Regions from separate parts of the Mus musculus genome. Here all the other regions are linked to region 3. A link is a loop called in an ENCODE intact Hi-C map of the cell type or tissue named here. Cell type or tissue: heart. All regions are shown on one strand.

Region 1 (8,000 bases), 76 kb after region 3:
CAGGAGATCCTTGGCGCAGTTTCTTCCGCCAAGAGGGGACCCTTGTACGCGGAACCCGTCCCATTTCCCACTTGCGAACCCGGAAGACCCCGGGGCTTCAGCTGGCTGTGGCAGGTTAGAAGGGAGGGATGGGTCACAGCTGAACCCCAGAGCAGGGATGTGAGGTTTCAACGCGCACCGCTTCCAGCTGCAGTTTCTTTCCAAAGCACCTCCAAGAGGGAAGGAATTCTGCAGGCAATCTAACCGGGAAGTGGTAGTCCCTTATGCCACTAAGCAGATGGAGCAACCCAAAGCCAGTTCAGCCACCAGCCTCAGGGGGCTTCTAAGTGGGGCTCCCCTCCAAGCCTCCCTAAACCTTGAAGATTTCTTTTTTGTCTACTTTCCCACTTGCAACCGATCTGTATCTCATTCAGCAAATTGAATTTGGGACCCCGGGTGTCTGGAAGGAAGATTTCTTAAAACTTCTGTGGGCCAAACAACTTTCCGGAAACCGTCCCCAGTTTACAGTAAGCTCTAAGCCCCACTAAGTTCGTTCGCCCCAGAGCAGCGCTCTGGGTCTTCTTTCCAGGAACAAACACCCTGGAGAGCCCCAACTAGGGTGTTTTAAGCCTGCCTCTCCAGGCAGGTTTGCGGTGGTGGCCTTGGCGGGTGGCCTTCAGCACGGAATACGTTTCAACTCAGATGACCATCGCCTGGACCTGGAGGGCAACGTGTGATCTGGGCAGGCTGCCGTCTGCGCCCTGCACTTTGCTAGAAAGAGGTCATCAGTTTGGCTTCAATACACAAAACCGTCGAGATTATAAAAATACGCGGTCCCCACACTCACAGATCACATCTAAGTTGCCTTTCGTTGGAGAGCCGGTCTCTGTAACTGTTTCATTATGGGTAGTTCGATATCCTTGTGGACTTTCGTTTTGAGTCTTTCCTGACTCTTCCCGGAGCTTGGAAGTCGAAATGCATTTTGCGTGACAGTGCCTTTGCAGATACGATCTTTGAGATTGGTTCCTTTGTGTCCTTGGGGGTTGTTGTTTAACAATGTGTGATTTCCTTTGGAATTTTGAGTTAAGATATATCCATAGCGCTCTCCAAGGAACCGGTTGTTGATGGTCAAGGTTCCTGGCGATTCTTCGCTGGTGTTTCACACCCACCCCTGCCTTTAGCGGCTTCCGGTGCGACCCCAGACTAGAGGTGAGAACCAGGTCACTCCCAAGACAGTGGTCGCTGACTGCGGCTCCGGCTCCGTGGCTCGCGTGGTGATGTGGCTCCACTGGACAGCGAATGCAGAACCTGGGAGCCCGGGCCAACAGAGATTCTGAACTCCGCGCAGAGTGCAGGCTGGGGACTGCAAGATTCCTGTCCCTTTGGGTAAAGAGATGACCGTCGTGGTGACTGACAGTCTTGAGGCAACGCTTCCAAGCCCTTTGTGGGCAGGTGCCCCGCCACCCGCTCTGGCCGCCTGGCTCGCACCCGGGATTCTGCCAAAGTCCTGGTTAAATTTAAAAACCGCAGACTGGCCTTGCAGAAAAGTTTTTGCTGCAGAAAAGAAGAGGCACCAGAGTGGTGGCAGCTGGAAGATAGTAAGAAATGTCGGGATGGAAGACGACCCTCTTTTTACTCTCTTCCTTTTGTTTTTTTTTTTTTTCAATTTCCCATTCACCCATTTCTCCCTCTTCTTATCTCCCCAACTCTAGCACAGGATCCCTTGCGCCTTTCTGTCGTCCCCCCCCCCCCCGCCCGCCCGGGATCGCTAAATCATAGTTCCCCCATTATTTCTAACAGCTAAGGTAGAGGCAGTCACAAAGGCCTGTGGCACCCGTTGCAGACACCCTGATCTTTAATGCTTCTAGTAAGGAATTAAATCTACAGAGCCCTTGGAGGGGTTTCTGGCTTGTTTATGGGGTAGGGTCTCATTCTAGCCTGAGCACCATGAGGAGTCAGCGGTGGTGAGACAGACCGGAATCTATCTAGACGCTATCCCACGAGCTCTTTAGCTGCACTGCATTCGTGGGAGGAGTCCCTGGTCCTCCCTGACAGCGCTCCAAATACAAGGCTTGTCAGGAAACTCAAACGGGTGAGAGCAGCAGAGCTGGGCAGCTTTGCGAGGCTCTTTCCTTCCACTCCCTCAGGAGGACATTGTCAGCTCTGGTGATGCTTTTGCCTCAGAAGGGATTTGGGTCCTCCCAGGGGCATGGAGAAGATACAGCCACCATATTCTTCAGATGTAAGTCCCCAAGACCAGCCTCCTACCATGAATCCAGGCTACCTTGCTCCTGTCTGTTTTCTGAACTGGCATGTAGTGAGGGTATCGGCTACTGCCACCTCTGCATGTTCTGTGCTTTTCCGCCCTCTCTCCTCACATGGTATTTTTCTGTGTTCGAGTTTTGTGTAGCTCTGGGTGGCCTCAAATTCACTATGGCGCCAGGAATGGTCTTAAAGGCCAGGCTTAACTGATCACATGTCACAAATACCCACAGGTGACCTCACTGAGCACCCAGGACCTCCCTCCCCCCAAATGTTCTCCCCAAATGATGAACAAACAACACAAGCAAGCAAACAAACAAAAACCCAAAGAGACAGGTGTTTGTTTGTTTGTTTGTTTATAAATAGTCTCATTGTAGCCCAGGTTGGCCTCAAATTTGAATTTGCTGTTACTGAGATGGGTTCTAGGCTCCTGATCCTCAGGCCTCTGACTCCAACTAGGACTGGGGTATGAGGGCATGAGGGATGGGGTGGGGTGTGTCTCTCTTGAAGATGTTTCTGCCCACTCTTAACAGCCTCCACCAGGGACCAAACGCCTTTTACTTTTACTGTAAGAATATAGACAAGTACAAACCTCATGCTTTTTCGGTCATGTGTTGACTGTTTCAGGTCACGTGGCTCTGCTCCAGTCCAACTTCATCTGTGTGCCCTGAAATTTAACTTTGACACAATCTTCACATCATGAAACAGTATTCCCATCTTGATTTTTTTCCCACCACTGAAAAGTGTGAGCTCAATTTCCAGCATGACTACCTTATGAAATCAGGCGGGGAATGGCCGTTCACCAATTTTTTGGGCTATAATCCATCTTCAGACTGCAACTCTCTGTCTCTGTCTCTCTGTCTCTGTCTCTCTCTGTCTGTCTCTGTCTCTCTCTGTCTGTCTCTGTCTCTGTCTCTGTCTCTCTCTCTCTGGGTTACTGTAGCTTTAAAATGTGTTTAGTTGTCCCCTCACCACTGAGAGAAGCACCTGTTTGTTTGGTGGCACCCTGAGTGTCACAAGAGCCATCTCCTCAGCCTGTCTCTGTTTTTTTTCCCCCCAGCAATTTAAAATGTTCCTACATTTTCATCAGTTTAAAATGGGAATACCAATACCATACCCAAACCCTTAACTGAATAAAATGCAGCTCTCTCTCTCTCTCTCTCTCTCTCTCTCTCTCTCTGTCTCATTCTCTTTCCTTTTTTAAGTTTCCTGAGATGGGGGTGGGGGTGGGTCTCCCTATGTAGACCAGGCTGGCTTTGAACTTGAGGAACTCACCCGCCTGTGCCTCCCTCCTGATATCTCTTTTTATTTATTTTTTCCTTTCCATCCCACTCTGTTTGTGTCTTATATAGCACAGGCAATTCTGTACTATGTAGCCAAGGCTAGTCTTAAACTCCTGATCCTCTTCCTCCAGCTCCCAAGTCCTGGGATTACAGGTCAGTCCAGCTACACAGTCATCTCCTCAGTCAGTCTCACACAAGTCTTTGGAGCCGAGTCATTTACCCTGCACACTCCTTGTGATGGGGTGCCCGGGTACCCATCCCCTTCAGTGGCAGACCTTACAGTCCTCTGAGAGCCCAGTGACTTGGAGCATCAGTGTCAGGGAAGGCCACCCCAGGGGAGAGAGTTCCCACCCTGGCTACATCCTTTCCCATCTCCCTCAGTTCCATCTAAATCCTCTCCAGCTGCTGATACATGGATGGACAGGAGGCTGTGGCCCGGACTTGCTGGGGTTTCCCAAGCCCTGAGCCTTTGCAGCTGCCAAGTGACAAATTCTGCAAGGACTAGGCAAAGGGGAAGAATATGGCAGAAGAGTGGCTTTTATAGTTGTGAGGCCAGTTGAGACTTTTTCCAGGAAATTTCGCTCAAAAGCGGGCTCGTTGCTCCACCCCCTCATCTTCCAGGATTCTTCTGCCCTCTGCTGGTCACATTATGTCTAAACTAGACTCACTGGGGACATCTCTGGAAAGGGAAAATCAGACCGCTTGAGGCCAGCATGTGGAAACAAACAGAGCAGGGGTTGCCGGGAGCCAGGAGTGGGAAAACGGTGTGTGTGTGTGTGTGTGTGTGTGTGGTGTGTGCGTGTGTTTGTGGATGGTGTACACATCTGATACACGTTGAGGCTAGGGGCAATATTGTGTGTCTTTGTCTACTTAACTGAATCTTATTTTGTGACAGGGTCTCTTATTGAACCTGGGGGCTCCCCTGTTTGCAAGACCACTTGTACAGTGATCCCCACATGTCCCATCTCTTTCCCCCCAGCACTGGGGCTATAGGTGTGCACCTCCATTCCTAACTTTTTAATATGGATTCTGGGGATCTGAACTGATCCTGTAAAGTTAGTTACAGATAGTTGTGAAACAACATGTGGAGTGGGGTGTCAGGGACCAACCCTGGGTCTTCTGGAAGGGCAGCAAGGGCCCTTAACCTCCTCAGCCATTGCTGCAGCAACCTAAGTCAAACTTTTTTTTTTTAAAGAAAGAAAATCTAGTATCTTCTTTCCCTGGTCATGTACTGCCTCACTGGCGCTTCCGATGGAAAGAAAATGACATTTTATCTGCTCTCAGGGAACACAGTCCAGCTGCTGAGGTGGACCTAGGAGCTTGCAAGGATGACCCAAGGCTATGGGCATGGCAAGGCAGGAGACAGCTTTCTACAGAGGTGGCATGGTGTAACATGAAGTCCAAGTTACTTCCAGAAGCACCTGAGGTAGCATGGCTTTTTCAACAAGGTATCTATCCTCCAAGGCCCTGAATCCTTCCCTGTTCCCGTGATGTCTCATCTAGTCTTATATCTTCTACTCCAGGAAGCTGCCCTCACCCCCCAATATTTAACCCAGGCTGACCTCCCACTTGTGATCCTTCCACCTCAGCATCTCAAGTACTGGAATTATAGGTGTGCGCCACCACATCTAGCTGAGATGGACATTTTTACCTTTAATTTGCCAGCAAGGAGACTACCAGAAGGCATAGAGGAGTGGTGGCCCATTTGCTTGAGTTAGCAGGGCTGGCTTTGGAACCAGCAGTCCCTTGAGGATACTTCAGTGCTACCTTCTGACTCCACACCCACTCTTCCTTCACCCCACCCCCCCACCCCCCAGCTACTGAGGCTCAGCCTCGAAGCCCCAGCTGACCAGAGGTCTCTACTGCTCTACTCCACACTCCATGCTTCACTTCTGGATCTGAACCCAGCACCATGGGCCTTACCTCATGCTGAGTGGAGATGGGCTGCATCAGCCCTTCCATTTCCTGAGTTCCAGGACCTGACCATTGGACAGGGAGGGCTTGCAAGGGCCCAGGAAGCAGCTTGTATACAGCAGGCTAGTTATCCTAAGATGCCATGGCTCAAGATACCCAGAGTACTGGCCTCTCTAGTGGGCAAGTCACCACCCACCCCACCCCTTTTTTCTTTTTGAATCTACCCTGTCCCACCACATCTCTGTCTAGGGAATGAAGACTGCCACACTAGACTATGTGGCTTGTGCCTGACAGTCCTGATTATTCCCTTCTGTTTGCACAGGAATAAGTGGGGTTAGAAACGATATTACTTTAAGCTCTTTAACCTGTGTGTCCCTTTCCTAGAGGATAAGCAACGTGAGGGCCAGAAGAAGGAAACACATTCTATCTTTGCACTTCGGATTCAAAACTCACTCTACCTTGGAAAATCATTGGCTCCCTCGCTCTGCTATTTTTTGCTGCTGGTCCATGGAAGCTGGGAGATCCGTGTGGCAGGCTAACTCTAAGGTCGCCCCCTGGTGTCCGTTTCTTGCATAATCCACCAAGGTAAAGCACTGCCGCCGCGGTCCACACCGTGCTACCTTTATGGCAAATGTAATTTGTAATTAGCTAAGGAGCTAATTGACTTGGATTGATCTAATTGGGCGATGGCTTTAAGAAGCCTTTAGGGCCTTCCTGAGGTCCGAGATGTTCTTGGGGACTTGGAGTGGGGCTGGGGGAAGGCTAATGGCCAGAACCCTGCAGTAAGGAAGAGAGTCTGCCTCCTATCCAGGTGAGCTCAGAAGAAGACACTTCATTGGCTGAGCAGAGACCACAGCAGGGCAGACACTTGGCCCACAGCCTCTGAGATCCTGGGCAGGAAGCCTGTCTGCCAGGATGCCCAGCTGGGTCTCTGTCATCAACAACCAGGAACAAACTTTAGAGTCACCACATCAGTGAGCCTGCTTACCAAGGGGCCAAGACCTCTCTCTGTCTCTGAAACGTTTGCCACTGCTCAGGGAATCCCTTTTGCCAGGCTGATAGGTGTGGGCAGGAACTGTGTGGCATTGACAGGGTACCATCTTACTATGATTAAAAGTGACAACAAGCTAGATGTGGTGATCCAATATTCTGGAGAATGAGGCAGGAGGATTGCAAGGAATTCAAAGTCAGCCTGGGGGGAAAAACAGGAAAATCAAAGCAAATGAAACAAACAAACATAGAAATTACTACTCAGAGGGGGACATTGTCCAGAGGGGGGAAGTGTTTCTAACCTAGGCAGGTCCTGAGCTGGATCAGCAGTGACACCCAATCAAGTAGCAGAGCTTACCAGCAAGGGAGTTATAGACCAAGGTGGGCCAGCAGCAGCTGCCAATCAGATCTGTTGGTTCCTCCTGCTCCCATAGTTTTTAACTTGCTGGGCCGGGCTCTGGGAGGCAGGATGAGCGTGCATAGAATTTGGTCCTGAGACAGCTGCTTGGCCCCTGGCCTGGCATCTGTTGTGTCAGCCTTGCCTCTGACACAGCTCCACCTTCACCCTCTTCTTCCCTAGCAGGCTTCAGTGACACATCTCAGCCTCTCTTACTGGATACTCTCAGAGGCCCCAAGAAGACGTGAAGGGAAGTCTGGAGAATAAAGGCACCACCCAGGTGGAGCTAGCTTCAACTTTACTGTAGCCAATCCCTACTTCTTCTGAAGATGTTAGCTGAGAGCCATTGGAAAATTCCACTGGACCCCTCCTGGAAGAGACAGCCCAGAGAGCATGTAGGCCAGAAGGGAGAGGCTGAGTAAGCCCTTCCTACCTCATTCCCTAAAGACCAATCAGTTTAAAGGGTGCACTATTCTGCCAATCATATTGTACCTAGTTGCTGATGCTCTATTCCACCCCTGGAAACCATATAAAAACTCACCAAAGTCACCAAACACCTCAGGGTGTTGCTGCCTCTCCTTCAGGTCTGGGACGATCCCAGTGCACTGGAACAATAAATTCCTCTTGCTTTTTGCATTGATTCCCGGCTCCGCGTGGTTCACTCAGGGGGTCCCCGATAAGCTACGGCTCACCAGTCTTACACTTCCAAGTGGACAAGCTATGGGAGTAGTTCTCTCCTTCCACCACATGGAAGGGACTTCATTGTAGAACCATGTCACTGATCGATCCTCCGTCTTAGGTTTGAGACAGGGTCTCTTGCTGAACCTGGAACTTGCCATTTTAGATAGACCAACTGGCTGCCAGTCTCTGTGCTTTGCTTCTGGGCTTCTAGATGTGCACTGTGGCATCTGGCCTTTATGTGGATGCTGAGGATATAGGCCCAGACCCTCACTTCACTGACTGAACCATCCTCCAAATACTGAAGTAGGATTTACCATTAACCAAATGAATGCCATTCCACCTGTCTGAGCCTTTTGTTGCCTAGACACAGAGGATGGGGAAGAGCGGAGGTGAAGGGATCTGGATCTCAGAGTCACTTGTGTGGTAAACTCCCCCTCAGGCCAGCAGCACACACACTGGACAAGCTTGTGACTGGAGCAAACAGCTGTGAGCTT
Region 2 (8,000 bases), 270 kb before region 3:
TTCACATCAGTAAAACCCTAACTAAGATTTACATGCATACATAAAATAAAAAATAAAAGAACTTGTTTTGGAGAAGTACTCTCTCTGGACTCTAGTGCAATCTACAGAACTTGAGAAAATGTCCCTCAGCGTTGTGCTCAGCAGTGGCTGCACTGGACAGCATGTGACTGTCTTCTATGGGGACTATTAACAGGAAATGAAGATTCTGCCCAGCTCTTAGCTCCTGCTTACTGAGACAGAGTCCATGGTGTAGCCTCTGTTTCTACAGGTATGGAACATGTTTTATTTCTGAAGTCTCCCTGTAACTGATCAGCTAGGGACTTTTTATGCTATCCAAACAGGTATTATGGACAGGCAGGGAGAATTGCTTCCTTTGCCAGCAATCTTGGCCCTAAAGCGGGAGATACTAAAGCCCTTGGGCAGACTGTGTCTGAAGGCCTTGCTCAGCTTTGAAGTCTTGGCAGCTTCCCCAGAGGCTTCCAGGGAGAGGGCCTGCAGCACTGTCAGCTCCTCATAGCCCTGCCGTCCTGTTTCTGCTCCCTGTGGTTTTGGCCCTGGCCGTTCTCCATCTTCAGTGCTGCCTATTGCCATTACCCCAACAGACTCTGCCATTGTCACTGTTCCTCTGCTTAATTTCTGTCACTGTCATGTTTCTGGGTGCACTGTACCAACAATAAAAACTCAAAGTAAGGAAGAAAGAGAAGACCTCTCATAACTCCAGACACCAGCATATAAAAAAAAAAAAAAGACCACTCAACTGCCCCCAGATAGCAATGTGTATGTTTATCACCCTGTAATAGAGCTATGTAAAAATTATCTCACATCAGATACACACACGAAATCCCAAAACTTGGGAGGTAGAGGCAGGAGGGTTGTAAGTTTGAAGCCAGTCTGGGCTGCATAATGAAATTTTGTCTCAAACAAAAAGAATGATTTTTGAGTGGGGAGGGGGCACCGATACATGCATGTCTCCGTGGAGGCTACAGGGGTGTCATTCCCTCAGGCACCACTAAGACAGGATGTCTCATCGGTTTGGTGCATCATTGAGCTCCAGGGAGCACTGCTGAGGGGACAGGACCCAGACAGAAGCTCTTCATCTGTTGAACCTTCCTCAAAGCTGATTAACCCATTAGGACTCCAGTGACTGTGCAGAGGTTGGGAAGTTGCAGGTTCACAGCCAAATTACAGTTTATCTTGGGCTATCTCTGGCCCCCTAAACCACCATCCCTTAGTACTCCATGTCTCACCTAACTTCCTGTGACTAACAGATAAAACCCTTCAGAATGTATTAACTGGACAAAACCTCTTTCTACCAGCCAAAAAGTTAAGAGTGTCATCGACTAGCATCTGAAGCCTCTAGCTGCTCTGCTGTAATGTCTTCGCCAATATTTGTAAAAAGTGTCTTCATTTATAACATTCTTTGTTCTGTTGCTAAAACAAACAAACAAACAAAACCCAACTTTATTGAACCATTACCACATTGGAATAAGGAATTTGGGGTAGCCTGAACCTGCATTCCCTAGCCCTGGCCACTCATATTTAGCTTCAGAATAAACACTCTTTCCTTCCCTTTGAGGTGAGAGTTTTGGGTTTGCATTGACCCTACCGGACTCAGCATTCTCTGCATGGGCACTGAATCCCGACCCTTATGCTTACCGGGTGAGTATTTGACCAACTGAGCTCTAAATTGTTGTTATTATTTTCCTTTTCATAGTTTATCATTTCTTTTATTTGGGTTTGAGGTTACTTATTGGACCATGGGCAAATTATCAGACGCTACTCCACTGGAAGAAAAAAAATGTTCCCCCCTCCCCAAGCAGCATTAACTGACTAGCTCCTTACTAAGGGGGAGGCGGTGTGCGGGTCTCAGAAGGCCTTCTTTCATAAATGCTGGAGTGCTGATGGGCTCTGTTTTGTGCAGGTCTTGGGCATGTAACCACAGCTGCTGTGAGTTCATATGTGCAGTGACCATGGCATGACCAGATGACATCATTTCACAGAACTCCTCACCCTTCAGCTCTTACTTGCATCTTACAGGATTTCTCTTTGTAGGCCTGGCTGTCCTGGAACTCACTCTGTAGACCAGACTGGCCTTGCACTCACAGAGATGTTCCTGCCTCTGCCTCTTGAGTGCTAGGACCAAAGGCTTACATCACCACTGCCAGGCTAACTCTTACATTCTTCCCCAACCACTCTTCAGTGACGTCCCCGAGTTTTGAGGAGAGGGTGGACGCGGATGTTATGTTTAGGGTTAAACATTTAACAGTTACCTATACATTGCAGTTTGACTAGTTACACATTTTGGCACCAACACACTACCCATTGCAAAACTAAGCTTTGGTAACTAAGATCAAAGTAGCACTATTCTATAGGCATAAACATAAATATTTAGAAGGCATTTATACGTTTTACAAGCAGTGTCCACTTAGCAAAACAATATTGATAGGTTTCCCACTGTAGCCTATGTTGTCCCCAGCTATGGGCTTTTGACCAGTACCAGACATGGATTCCCTCCCAGTGAGTGAGCCTCAAATCCAATCAGAAAGTATTTGATTATCCCATTAACAGTCATGCCACTAATGTGCCAGTTGGCATACCTTGTGTGCAGCTAGTGTTATATCCTGGAGGATATACTGCTAGGCAATTCTACCGGTGATGTTTCTTCTCTAGAGTCCTGTACAGCCCCTTCCAGCACTGTGGAAGCTACCCAGCAGGGAAGAGGCTTCTGGCACACTTCCAGCTTGATTTTTCTAGATCCTGCTGTTAGGGTCTGTGAATCACTGAAGGATGACACCTCAGGCTCAAATAGTATGCAAAGGCAAAGAGTGTTTATTCTGCAGAAAAGATCAGCATGCAGGGGTACTCCAGAGCTAAGTGGAGACCCTTTGAGGGGGCTTGCAGGCATTCTTTTATGCAGGTTTAGGGGAATTCCATGGAGGGATAGATGACTTTTCTCTTGATTGGTTGACTCTACTGCTAGGGGTTCAAGTAACTCTGAATTTGGCTAGGGCCTTGGAGAGTTTGGGGGAATGCTAAGTTTTAGGAACAATGGCAATGGCCTGTTTTGTTTGGAGGACTTCTGAGGCCAAAAATATTATGATCTCGACCTGTGGGTCTCACCCAAAACTGTCTTCCAATATATTATTACATTGAACAGATTGCAGAGTTGTTAACACGCTGTGTCTACCATGTGCCTGTGAACTGAAATGTATTCGGAGGCTATATTAATGAAATTTTGCCCTGATGAGCTTCAAAGAACCTGAATACTCTTTCATTCACACAGAAAACCACAGCTCTACTGCTTGGGCACTTATCTTGGATCAGACTCTTTCTGGGTAGACAACCCATTTAATCCTTAAGACGGCACCTCACGACAGGTACCTCTGTTGGTCCCTTTTTATAGATGAGGCTTCAAGGAACTCGAGTCCCGGTCTAGGCTCACAGCCAACCACCTGCAGGATGACAAAACTAGAGGCCAGGCTGTTTGATTCTGTGATCCTATCTGCTGGCTGCTTCCAAAGAGGCCCTCTACTCAGAACAATCACAGTTGGGACTGGGGTTCAAGAGGAAAACGGGAGTACGAAGGAAATGTGACCACAAGGTGGCAGTAGAACTCAAAAACTTGAAGAGGTGAGTCTATGGAAGTCCCTTGGGCAAGAGGTGGTCAGAGGTTGGGGAGCACACACAAAGGAGAGAGACCCTTTAGAGCTGTGGGAGTGCTGGCGGGGCTGGGTGATATGACCCGGCAGTGTGGAGGGGACAGTCTAGGTCACAGAATCCCAGGAACAACAATGACTCCAGGGTCATCACAGTTTGGGGGTTAATCTTAACTTTAGCAAACGCTGGGCCCAGGTTTCCCAGTATGCAAACCAGGCAGGTTCTAAGTGACTTAAAATCTGATCGTCTGGAGGCTATTTAAAACAGTTGGGTGTGTACAAATTGGAAGCCGATATCAGTAGGCATTTGACTAACCCATCTCAGCTCAGCTCATCATGAAGAAATGAGACCTAGCACAGAGAAGCCACTTCTGGGTCATTAGCTTATCTAACTGAAAGGCTGTTTGAGGACTTTCAAGGCAGGAGTTCTTTGTTGAGAATACAGCTTTGAGGAGGTAGGCTGCGGAAGGGAATTGTGGGTAGAGACATTCCAGGAGTTGCATGGATGTCTCATGACATCTTTCTCACTTGTCTCACAGAGCCGGGAGTGGGGCTGTGTTTGAATGCAGTAGGTACCTTTCCTTTGCAGAGGGGGAATTTGGGTTTTAGTGCTAAGGACAGAACCTAGGGCATCTCGCATGCCAGGCAAGTGCTAGATAGATAGATCCCAGTACCCAAATATATATTTTTAAGATTTTCATTTTATGTATATGGGTGTTTTGGTTACATGTATGTCTGTACACCACGAGTACTCAGTGTCCTATAAAGCCAGGAGGGCTCTGAATCCCCTAGAACTGAAGTTATAAACAGGTGTGAGACACCTCGAGGAGGCTGAGAACTGAACCTGGATCCCCTGCAAGAACAGCCAGTGTTCATAATCAGTGGACTGTCTCTCCAACAACCCCCCCCATTATATTTTCTAAGTTTTTGGTAAAATATATACAACATAACATCCACCATTTAACCCTTTTAAATTTGTAAATACTGCTGCATTAATGGTACTCAGAGTCTCCTGCAAACATTGTAGCTGTTTCCAGAAACACATCATTCTAAAGTTGTCCCCATGAACGAGTCCCCTCTCCTCAGCCTGTTTGCCCCATGCACTTTTTCTCTGCAAATTTACCAGTTCTAAATACTTCAAAGTCACTGAGCCATACAATGTTTGTCCTTTGGTGTGGGCCTTGTTTCACTCAGCACAGCATACTACACCATCATGATGATGTCAGACTTAGTAGCTGTGGGGGATGGTGGTGTTGGGAGGGGGTGCAAACTCAAGGAGGTGAGGCCTACTGGAAGGTGGGTCACTGAGGACAAACATGGATTTTGAGGCCAAGCCTGAGCTTGAGAACTTATATAAGTAAATCTGTCCATCTTATAAATGTATTTTCTAAGGTTCTTTGTTCCAGTGACAGAAAGCTAGCACAATTCATGTAGTTTATGAGTCAAAATTCCATTCTTTTTATTGTTAAACTATTCCATTTAGTATATGAGTCAAAATTCCATTACTTTTATTGTTAAACTATTCCATTTAGTATATGTAACATTTATGTTACAATTATGTTAACATACTGTAACATATATGTAACATTTTAATTTTTTACACTCACCTGTTCATAGGTGAGGATTTGTGTTTTCCCCATCTTTGGCTACTGGGGATGAAGCCTCAATGAACATTAGCACAAAGTGTCTGTTTTCTATCTACTTTCAGTTATTTGGGGCTAAATGCCTAGAAGCAGAACACTGCAGCATATGACAGTTCTAAGTTTAACTTTCTGCACAGCTACCAAGTGGTTTCCCACGGCAACAGCACAAGGTGGTTGGTTTTAATTGTCAACTTGATGCAATCGCGGATCACCTAGGAAGAGAGTCTCAGTGAGGAATTGTCTAGAACATTTGCCCAATGGGCATAGCTGTCTTGACAACGGTAACTGATAATAAGAAGGCCCACCAAGTTTGGTGAAACCACTCCTGGGCTGGGGATCCTGGGATGTGTTCCAGTGGGGACTATGAGCTGCACAGTAGCACTGTTGTGATACTATCTGCTTCCTAACTATAATGTGACCAGCTGCTACGTGAAGTTCCTGCAGGCTTGACTACCCCCACAGCAATGGACCTATAACCCAGAAGTGGGAGCTCAGTAAACCCTTTCTCCTCTAAGCTGCAGTTGTCAGAGTATTTGATCATAGCAGTGGGAGATGAAACTAAGGCATGTCCTGCTTCATTTTGTAATCAGCAACACCAAAGAGGTCATAACTGTGCTATAGTCTGGGTAGGAATGTGTGTGTTCTCTATTAGTTCATGGTTTAGGAGTTTAGTCGTCAGCTGACGATGTGTAAGGCAGAGCAGGGTCATTAAGAGACGAAGCCTGGGACCTCGGACATGACTCAGAGAGTTAAGTGCTTACCGAGCAAGCAAGAGGAGCTGAGTTTGTACCCTAAGCATACACGCACACACACACACACACACACACACACACACACACACACGCACACACACACAAGCCAGGCAGTACATCTGTTACCCCAGCTCTGGGCGGAGGGTTACAAAACTAGACAGGTCCCTGGAGCTTCCTGGCCAGCTAGCCTAGCCCCCATAGCAAGCTCTAGTTTCAATGAGAGCCTGTCTTTAAAAAAAAAAAAAAAAAAAAAAAGTATTAAGTTATTCTGTAAATACTTGCACTATAGAATTAACGTTTTAAATTTAAAAAGGGAAAATCTAAGTCTCTAATCTTAATGAAGCTAACCTTTCCACTTAAGTTAGCTTTGTGTATTTTACCACAGTTTTAAAAAAACTGATCCTGGAGAGACGGCTCAGTGGTTAAGAGCAATGACTGCTATTCCAAAGGTCCTGAGTTCAATTCCCAGCAACCACATGGTGACTCACAACCATCTGTAATGGGATCTGATACCCTCTTCTGGTGAGTCTGAAGACAGCTACAGTGTACTCCTATAAATAAAATAAATAAATCTTTTAAAAATTGTTCTGTTGGGGCTGGTGAGATGGTTCAGAAAGTTCAGGTTCAGAACTCCGTGAACTCTGAGTAAAATCTTAGTGCTTTTTCTCTTATCACTGTGAAGATGGTAGGTTTTGTTAAATGATATTTATTTAGTGTGTGTATGTGTACACCTATGTGTGAGTGTGTGCATGAGTGCATTTGTGTGTGAGAGTGAGTGTGTGTGTGTGTGTGTAGAGAGAGGGAGAGGGAGAGATAATGCCAGTCTCTGTATATGTGTGATTCATATACCCCAGTGCTCATGTGGAGGTCAGAGGACAACTTGTGGGAGTGGGTCCTAGACATCAAACTCAGGTCCTCAGGCTTGGTGGCAAGCACTGTTTGTAATCCTCTGAGCACTTGAGGATCTTAGCAAAGTTTTATAAATAAAATGTCGATAAAATGCACTAGGCTGGTTTTCACTTTGATTTCATGAAGTGGTGGCAGGGTCAGTCTTCCGGTCTTCAGTGGGGATTAGGAGCTGGCAGAACTTGAGAATGGGGACTGGGGCTGCCTTCTCAGATGCTCACTTGAATCCTCTGCTTGGTTTCCAGAGGTGGCTTCCTGTCTCTCTATTCATGCATGCACTGTGCCCGCTCTTTCCTTTGTAGATCTGCAAGGCACCCTCCCTTTACTGTGCAGAAGTCCTGGTCCAGGAAGTACTGTTGCTTAGCAACAGGTTAACAAGTTCTTCCTCTCTGTGGCCCATGACAAAAGAGCTGAGCACAACCTCCACAGCACTCATTTATCCAACAAATGTACAGATAGTCTCGTGTGCAGGGTTACAGATGAGCAGGAGATCTTTGTCTGTATTTAGCTACAGCAGAATGAGTGAAGATGCATTCTTTTAAGTCAGACATGTATTAATTGTTATTTGACTTGATTTTAAGTTTTTCTAAATTTATTATATGTATGTGTATGCATATATCTACATGTTCCTGGTGTATGTGTGTGTATGTATGTGTGTGTGTGTGTGTGTGTGTGTGTACTTATACATGTTCCTTGCAGGTACCCTTGGAGGCCAGAACAAGGTGTCAGACTCCCTGGAGCTAAGTTATGGGGGCACCTAGGGAGGGAAGTGTGAACAGAACTCAGAGGTGACTAACGAGCTATCTTCGCAGCCCCTCTGACATTGTTTTCTAAAGGAATATCTGTTATTTGTTGACAGCTTCATATAATGTACCTTGAGCATCTCTGTCCCTAGTCTCCCCTATCATTATTCTCTCACTTTCATGGTCTCGTCTTTGTTATTTTTTTTTTTTTTTTTTTTTGTAACCCACTGAGTCCAATTAGCAGTGCCACTCTAGCCTCTGAAGGCACCAGGCACATACATGGCACACAGACATACCTGT
Region 3 (8,000 bases):
ACCATGGGACCTAAGCGGAAGGCGGAGGATCACAAGGGTAGAGCCTGCCTGGGCTACAGAGCACATTTGACTCAAACATGGACAATTCAGTGAGATGCTGGCTCAAAATAAAAGGGCTGTGGCTGCATCTCAGTGAGCATTTGCCAAGTATGCACAAGTGTGCCGAGGGCTCCATCCCCAGCTCTGAAACCAAACCCAGAAAACTTAAATAAATAAACTGTGTGTGTGTGTGTGTGTGTACATGTGCGCGAGAGACTTCAGCTGTCCAGCTATATTGCTCTCTGTGATATACTCTTGAAACATGGTCTCTTACAAAACCTGGAGGTAGGCTAGTTGTTAACGAGCCCCAGCCAGCCATCTTGTCTTGCTGGGGTTACAGGTACCTGTGGCTGTGTGAGTGCTAAGAATTGAACTCAGGTCCTCCTGTTTGCACAGCAAACTCTCTTAACCACTGAGCCACCCCGCAACCTCCCAACCCCTAGCTCCAAATCTTTCTTGCCTTATGTCTGAGACTGGCAGGGCCAGGACAGAAGAGTATGTCCATTCCATTTCCTTTGTCTCAGTCCCAAGGTTAAACCCACACCATCACCTTCCTACCCTGTCCCCATCTAGACTGAAGCAGAAAGAGAGAGGTCTCACACTTCTCTGGCTTCTGCACAGGTCTCTTCTTCTGAGCCCCAGCTTCCGCATCTGTAGCTGGGGTTCAGTGTCTTCCTGTTTGCAGAGTAGCTGGACGAGGCACCCTACCTCCCCCAGGTCTTGATGACATGTCCCCAAGGAATCTGCTGCCCCCCCCCACACACACACACACTTCACTGTGTGACCAGCAGACGTGAGGGAGGCGAAGCAAGATCGTTTTTCAAACAAAACGGTATCAGATGTGTGATTTGGTTTAAATACATATACCTATACATATTCCTGGCAACAGCTTGAGCTGTGCTCAACCCAGGTGGGGGAGGAGGTGGAAGGGAGGCCATTGCAGTGGCTTAAAACACCCCAGATAAGTGTTCGGTGATTAAGTGCCACCATTAGCTCTAATGGGCAATAATTGACGATGAGAAACAATTTTCTAGAGCACCACGGGCCTGGTGCCCCACACCCTGGCCCCAGCGGGGACAGCAGAGGGCTGATTAACTCCTGGGCTGGAGGAAATGTCGGAGGCACAAAAAGTTTCCAGATTCGACCGTAATTGGAAGAAGTGATTTCACTTTCCACAGCAGGCTGATGAGGGGCCACCCACCTGCTGGTGAGGGTGGGGCTCGTGACTGCTTCCTGCTTAGCAGGGAATGGAGTGACACCCACTGCTGTGCAGGAAGCAATGGGGTGGGAGTGGGGAGTGGAGATGGAGCCATACTGCTCACAGGTCCTTCTCTCTCGGTTTTCTCCTGAAGACTCTGGAGAAGATGCCCCTCACGAGCTAGCATAGAGAGCTCTCCATCCTGTCAGGAGACGGCTGCATCCTCACACTTCACAGCAGTCAAGAGCACATGGCTCCACTGTCTTCCCCTCTGCTTCTAGAAATGGCTCCTGGTTGTTCCCAATGGTGAGGCTGAATGCCCGTTTACCAGAGCCACTCCCCTTTGCCCCAATCCAAAGCATAAATAGTCCCTTCCCATCTGCCTTCGTGGCCATCTGCCTGCCCAGCATCTCTGAAATGCATCTTCTTGTCTCACATTCTGGCCATCCCTTTCTTACATCTGTTCCCTGCATCACAAAGTGTATGACTTCACAGTCTTTCCTACCTGGGTAAGGACAGGTGGGCATGAACACTATCTTATGGCTGTCACTGCCGGTAGGTGGTCGCCTGCAAACTGGGAGTCATAGCGAACCATTCTGCTGTGCCTCCTGGCCCTGTGAGAGATGGCACTGTAAATGTGTGCTGAGGGCTGGAGCGATGACTCAGCAATGAGGACCATCGACTGCTCTTGCAGAGGGCTCGAGTTCAGTTCCAGCACCCATGTTCCAAGCTTACAACTATCTGTAAACTGCAGCTTGAGGGGATCTGATGCCCACTCTGACTTCTGCCAGTACCTGCACACACACACACACACACACACACACATCACATCACACCACATCACACACACCACACATTTTAAAATATAAAATGATTTTAGCCAAAAGGCAAAGCAATACACAATTATTAATTAATTAATTAATTAATTAATTAAATGCAGACGGGCTAGAGACATGCTTGGTTGGTAGACTGCTTGCTGTACAAACAAACATAAGGACCTGAGTTTGAAATTTTAGAACCCAGGTGAAAAGCCAGGCAAGTGGCCTACTCCTGTAGTCTCAGCCTGGAGAGGTGAAGGCTGGAGGATCCCTGGGGCTCGCCCACCAAGTTGGTCTCGATGAATCAGTGAGCTGCAGGTTAAAGGAGAAACCTTGTCTCAAAGAAGAAGGTGGCATCAATACAGAGAGAGGGCACCTGAAGTCAGCCTCTGACCTCCACATGCAAGCACACAACCCCCACCACACACATAGCACACCTAGACATAGATGTATACCGAATCTCTCTGCCTCCCCCCCCCCCCACACACACACAGAATACCTCTCAAGTTTGACTTGATCCAGTTGAGCAAGAATAGCTAGCTCCTCCCTTGACACTAGTGATCTAACAGGGACCCAGGCAAGAGCCAACGTACCCTGGATGGATGGGTGGATGGGTAAATGAGGGGGAAAGGTCTGGAAGCCATGTGGGGCCCCAGGAAGGGGTGACTACGTGGCATCCTCCATTGACTTGGGACTGAAACCCCTACCAGGCACAGAGCTGATCGGCCACTGCCTTGTTTCTTGCAGCATTTTAGGGGTGGTGGTAGTGGTGGTGGTGGCGGTCTTCCCTGTGAGAAAGGCCCAGGATGGGTAGAAGCCTTTGTGTCAGCTCGAGCTGTCCGGCTGTGCTGCAGAGGTCAGAACCTTAGCTCCCATCCTGTAGTTGTGGATGCTCCCAGATGTCTTCACTGCTGCCCAGCTGTGTGAGGAAAGGCAGGCGGATGAGCTTCCCTGGGCCACGGCGCCCTCAGTCAGGAGACTCACGGTGGGTGTTAATAAACTCGGAGGGCTAGGCATGAAGATGAGCCAGGCTGGCTGTGGAGCCGCTGCCAGGATCCCTGTGTCAGGTGAGGCTCCGGGCACTTTTAAGGCTCCCTGACCTGTAGGCTGCTATCCACGATTTCCCTTCATGCACAACCCAATGGTGTGACTATTGACTCTGTCACTTTCAAAGCACACAGAATGTAAGGGCGGAGAGCTCAAAGAGCGCCACGGGCCCCACAGCACCAAGCCTGTGCTCTCTGAGGCTTCTGTCTCTCAGCTATTTGGTTACACACTGCCACAGCAATGACCAATGGCCGTCATCACAAGCGCTACGACACATTCCTCCTCCTAGGGAACGCGACACGCGGTGCAAAGACCACAGAGGCCATGGAGCCAAGTCAGCTCCATCATCCACCCGCAGCAAATGGAGTGTGTTTTGCGTCGCCGCCAGGCGGCGCTACAGAACCCGGGCCCTGCAGGTGAGGCTGGTGACCTGGCCGCTAGCACCTGCGGGGGAGGGGTGCGGCGCGGCAGGGACCCGGCCCCTTTGGGGCCCGCTGGGGTTTTCAGCAGCTCGTCCGCGAACATTTGCATGTAATTTGGGAGCGGGTCACATGTGGGAGTCATCAGGCGGAGGAAAGGCTCAATCAGGACCTAATCACTGTCTGTTTGGAGGGGTCTGGGCCCAAGTGAAAAATGAAAACGGGCCTATTTTGTTTGAGTGACAGCCATCAGCAGCCACCTTTGACCTCCCCACTCGAGGTCTGCCCGAGCTTAAAAGCCAATCATCGGGGCAGGGACCAGAGGGGGCACACTCCTCCCTCACCCCATCCACCCCTTCGGAGTTTTTAGTATTCATTCATTCATTCCTTCAACACTCTAGCCTGGAGCAGACGTGTGGGGGTGTCTTGAGCTGTCACTTGCCAGCAAGGCCACCTGGCAGGCGATTGTCAATGTTCCCACCTGTAGAATGGACGCAAGAGATGTGCCTGAAACAGCTGGCATTGATGAGCTGGAAGCTCGGAACTCAGAAGGGACCGGGGCGGGGGGCGAAGGGGGAGGTGGCAGGGCTAACGCTAATTGCCCAGGGACAGGGGCAGAGTGAGGTGAGTCTTCCCTCGGGACTTGGACTCCAAGTCGCTACCCAGACTCGTGGGGACACCGCTCTGCCTCCATGGAAATAAATCCCTCTTTCTTGACACCCCCAGAAGTGGGGCCTGGGCCAGGGGATGAGAAAGGAGGTTGAGCTAGGAGGCTGAGATGACAGTAGGACCAGGTGGCCTCGCACTGTGAGACAACAGGGTTCATCCCAGCGCCTAGGCACCTCCTAAAGTTCATCATTAGGGAGGCATGGGACCCTGGGCCTCCAAGACGAACCGCGAGGTGGCCCCGCTGGGCGCGAGCTCCGGGAGCCAGCCACTGCGGGACGCACGTGCCCCCGGGGCTCCTGGAGGGTCCCCTGCTCCCCAGGAGGCGCAGCTGAGCAGCTCAGCCCGCGGACTGGGGCGGGGCGGTGCATTAGCGCCCGGCCCCAGCGTGTTTATCTGGATGTGGAGCGGGGCCTCCAGGAAACCGTCTGGCAGGCCGGCCCTCGGCAAATGGATTGCCAATTAATCAGCATGTATTTATGAGAGCGTTTAAACCATTATTAATGTAGTGTAAATACGGAACCGCTGGCGGCCCCGGCAGGGCGCACAGGGGCCATCTGCTAGGCGGCCGCATTCCAGAGCCGCCCCCGTCCCGGGATGGTCCCCGCTTCCCGGTTCCCACCTCCCAGCCTGCGGTGCTGCCTCTCCTCGAAGCCCCCCCCCCCCCCCCCCCCCGAGAATTCCAAGGAAGATGAGCTTCAAGGAGCAACCTGCATCCGCCTGATCCCGCAGCCACGCAGAGAGGGCGGGTGATAACCTGGCTGGGTGTGTTCCTGTCTTGGGGACGCCGAACAGGTGTCGCCTGGACCCTGTCCTTTGGTCACACGTTAGCTCTATCCTTGGCCACCTGACTTCCTGCTCTATGCTGGGCTCAGTACAGGAACAGAAGGCTTTGGGTTCAGTACTGGGGACTCAGAGCTGTCCCCTCCCATCGTGCCAGGTTCCTTTCTGCTTTTCAAAAGTACAGGCCCACCTCAGCACACGTTGGGCCACCTTCCTCTTGGGTGCTTGCTGACTGGAGGTCACCAGCTCTCACCAGAGTTGGTCACATCCTTTCTTGGGGTCCCTTTGGAGTACTTTATTGTTTGCACCCATTTTACAAATGAGGCACAGTGACCCAGTGGCAGTCACTCTGGGGGTGTGTGGGGGGGGGGCTGGGTGTTGCTGCCCTCTTTAATATCCTTCTGACACTTCTCGAAAGCTCAGGACCATGCTACTTAGTAATTCGGTTTCAGGATCCATCCCCAGTTGGAACCACAAGTAGACGGGGGCTTCAAAGAAAAAGGTGGAAGCCATCTGTCTGCACATAGATAAAAAAGAAAAAGTTTGATTATTAAGTTAGCAACGAAGGGGAGAGATGACTCTTTTTCTAATTGCTCTTCCAGAGGACCAGAGTTCAGTTCCTAGCAGCCATGTCTCTGCCTCAAAAAACCTGAAACTCCAAGGGATAGGTTGCCCTCTTCCAGCCTTCTTGGGCGCTGGCAGGCACATGGCATGTGCCATGGAAAAAAGATAATCTTGTTTTTTAGAGAAAGCAGCAAGGGGTGAAGAGATGGCTGTCCCAAGCCAGGTAGAGAGCAGCTGACAAAAGTTCCCTTCTCGGGTCACTGCTCCTGCCACGACGATGCTAAGAGTTACCCTTTCTGTATTCGTTTCTTTACTTTTCAGCCCATGATGGCAGAAGATGTTTTCACCATCAATGTCTCTGGGAGGGGCCATTCAGTGTTGTTGACTGGCTAGCTGACTGTTAGGGAAATGTAGATTAAATGACTTCTTGGGTGCTGTTTTCCTATTTTCTCCCTTGCCTGCCCCCCTCGCCCCCAATCACTTGCATAGTTCATTTCAATCTTGCCTATGTCATAAGCCTGTCCCCACCTGCCACAGTGGGAACAGCAGACCTGCAAGGCAGGGACCAGTCCATGGTCACACCAGTGCTGGACTGCCGGGGACACTAGGCCTGTTCCCTGGCATTCAGGGAGAGGAGAAAACAAAGCTGTGGCATGTGCCCCTATTTCCTGGCCCGCCCCCGCCCCCCATTAGCCCAGCGAGGCTTGTTTATATTACGGCAGGAATAATTCCAGCCCTAATCAGAGGCCCTACGAGCTTTCAGCATTCTTTACCCAAGGACACTCTCCGATCCTATAATTTCCATCTCCCTAGACGCCCCTGATTGAAAGCAAACATTTTTATATTTGGAAAGGAAAAGGGCTGTGTGCTATTCATAGCCTAGTCGGGCTGTCCAGAGCTGGGCCCTGGGGGGCAGCAGACCAGGGCTCAGCTTTAAGGGTGGATGTTGGAAGACACAAGGTTCCCCCACCCCACCCCTGCCTGTGAGGATCCTACCGGGGCAGAGGGAACCCTTGCTCCTGAGTGACCACAGGGTTCTTAGTGTGCTGGGCAGCTGGGAGGCACTGAGTGTGGGTTATAGTAGGATCTCTGTCCTCCCTCCCCCCCTTCCTTGCCCAGGTGTGGTTGTTGAGGCCTGTAAGATGTCACCTGTGCTAATGGATCCCTGGAAACCTGCTTTGACACTGAGTCCAGAGTTTGCTGGTCAGGGACACTGACTGTCCCCTTGGATTCCCTTTTGTCCCGGAACCTGTTTCAGCCCTTTCTGATTTTCTCACCTGTCACTCCACAACTAGTCTGGATCCCTCATGAGTCCCAGGCTCGTCCTCTCCTCCTCTCCTCCTTTCCTCCTCCTCCCCTTCTCCCCTCCTCCTTCTCTCCTCCCCCTTTCGGTCCCTTTATTGGTGTATGTCAAAAGGAAGAGGACCCACATAAAAGGAAAAGGAAAGGGCTTTGTCCACAGCTGCTTGGACACTTTGGCGACAAGCCTTCGCAGAGAACGTTGTGGCTGAAACACTTGGCAGAATGAAGCTGCATAGCTCATGGCAGCCAGAAAGTCATAGAGAGGCGAAGACCCAGGGTACCAGCTCCCACTTCAAAGGCGTGTGGTGAGCTGCTAGATCCAGTCTTCTGCAGTTTCTTCTGCCGGCCTCCCCCCTTTTCTCCAAGATGAGGTCTTTAGCACAAATGACCTGTAGGGAAGGATGCGATTTAACCCATAAAGCCTGTGGGGTAGCACTCAATACTTCTATTTTATGGATGGAGAGACCAAGGTTTGGGGAGCCCAGAGAAAGGGACCATAGGACCATTCATGTTCCCAAACCCCGGGGTGTCCGGGTGTCCATGCTTAACACATAAAACTGGTAAGGGTAAACTGGGGCTGCCTGAGACAGGAGTTACAGCCTGGCTGCTAAGTGTTGAGGAGGTTTGTTTTGTGTGCGTGTGTGTGTGTTTGTGTGTGGTGTGTGTGTAGTGTGTGTATATGTGTGTGTGTATGTGTGTGTGTGGTGTGTGTGTGTAGTGTGTGTATATGTGTGTGTGCTGTGTGTATATATGTGTGTGTGTGTGGTGTGTGTATGGTATGGTGTGTGTATGTGCTGTGTGTATATATATATGTGTGTGTGTGGGGGGGTGTGTGCACAGGAGCGTGTATGTGCCCCCTGTGTATATATACAATGTGTGTCTGTGGGGTGTGTGTGTGTGATAGGGTGTGTGTGTGCCCTCTGTGTATATATATGTGTGTGTGTGTATATAGTGTGTGTATGTGTGTGTGTGGGGTGTGTGGGGTGTGTGTATGTGTGTGTGGGGTGTGTGTGTGTATATGTGTGTATATATATCTGTGTCTCCCGTGTGTGTGTGGTGTGTTGTGTATATGTGCTCTGTGTGTATATATGTGTGTGTGTCTCCGTGCTGTGTGTATATATGTGTGTGTGTGTGGTGTGTGTATATATATATGTGTGCTCTGTG

Evidence for each region. A loop is a pair of places that touch in the nucleus more often than their neighbours do. Peaks named below come from ENCODE experiments on the same cell type or tissue, not always from the same donor. Only the 100,000 strongest peaks of a DNase experiment are listed, where the experiment ranks them.
Region 1: a loop joins it to region 3, with 9 times the contacts of the local background. A loop is called at or near these places in 14 of 42 quality-filtered maps.
Region 2: it touches region 3 in a loop (3.0-fold over the local background); 2 of 42 quality-filtered maps call a loop at or near these places.

The regions. Positions count from the first base shown.
Region 1 is chr13:48,651,982-48,659,981 of GRCm38, reverse strand. Gm36606 (a long non-coding RNA gene) reads left to right here. Exons shown (of 4, transcript XR_382336.3): 2 at 4,809-4,950; 3 at 5,823-6,023; 4 at 7,012-7,260. Among named protein-coding and RNA genes, the nearest start is that of Gm36606, 6.8 kb to the left of the region's middle. In heart, CTCF peaks have their summits at 4,147 (motif pointing left) and 5,997 (motif pointing left); a DNase peak (open chromatin) is centred at 4,071; H3K4me3 peaks cover 1,881 bases; H3K27ac peaks cover 162 bases; H3K27me3 peaks cover 6,735 bases.
Region 2 is chr13:48,994,383-49,002,382 of GRCm38, reverse strand. No RefSeq gene overlaps it. Among named protein-coding and RNA genes, the nearest start is that of Fam120aos, 30 kb to the right of the region's middle. In heart, a CTCF peak has its summit at 3,571 (motif pointing right); a DNase peak (open chromatin) is centred at 3,592; H3K27ac peaks cover 236 bases.
Region 3 is chr13:48,728,247-48,736,246 of GRCm38, reverse strand. It overlaps Gm36784 (a long non-coding RNA gene), which reads right to left. Exons shown (of 3, transcript XR_382338.2): 2 at 2,763-2,974; 3 at 2,163-2,367. Among named protein-coding and RNA genes, the nearest start is that of Gm36784, 24 kb to the right of the region's middle. In heart, CTCF peaks have their summits at 3,483 (motif pointing right) and 4,496; no DNase peak of the experiment used is centred here; H3K4me3 peaks cover 1,945 bases; H3K27ac peaks cover 701 bases; H3K27me3 peaks cover 7,624 bases.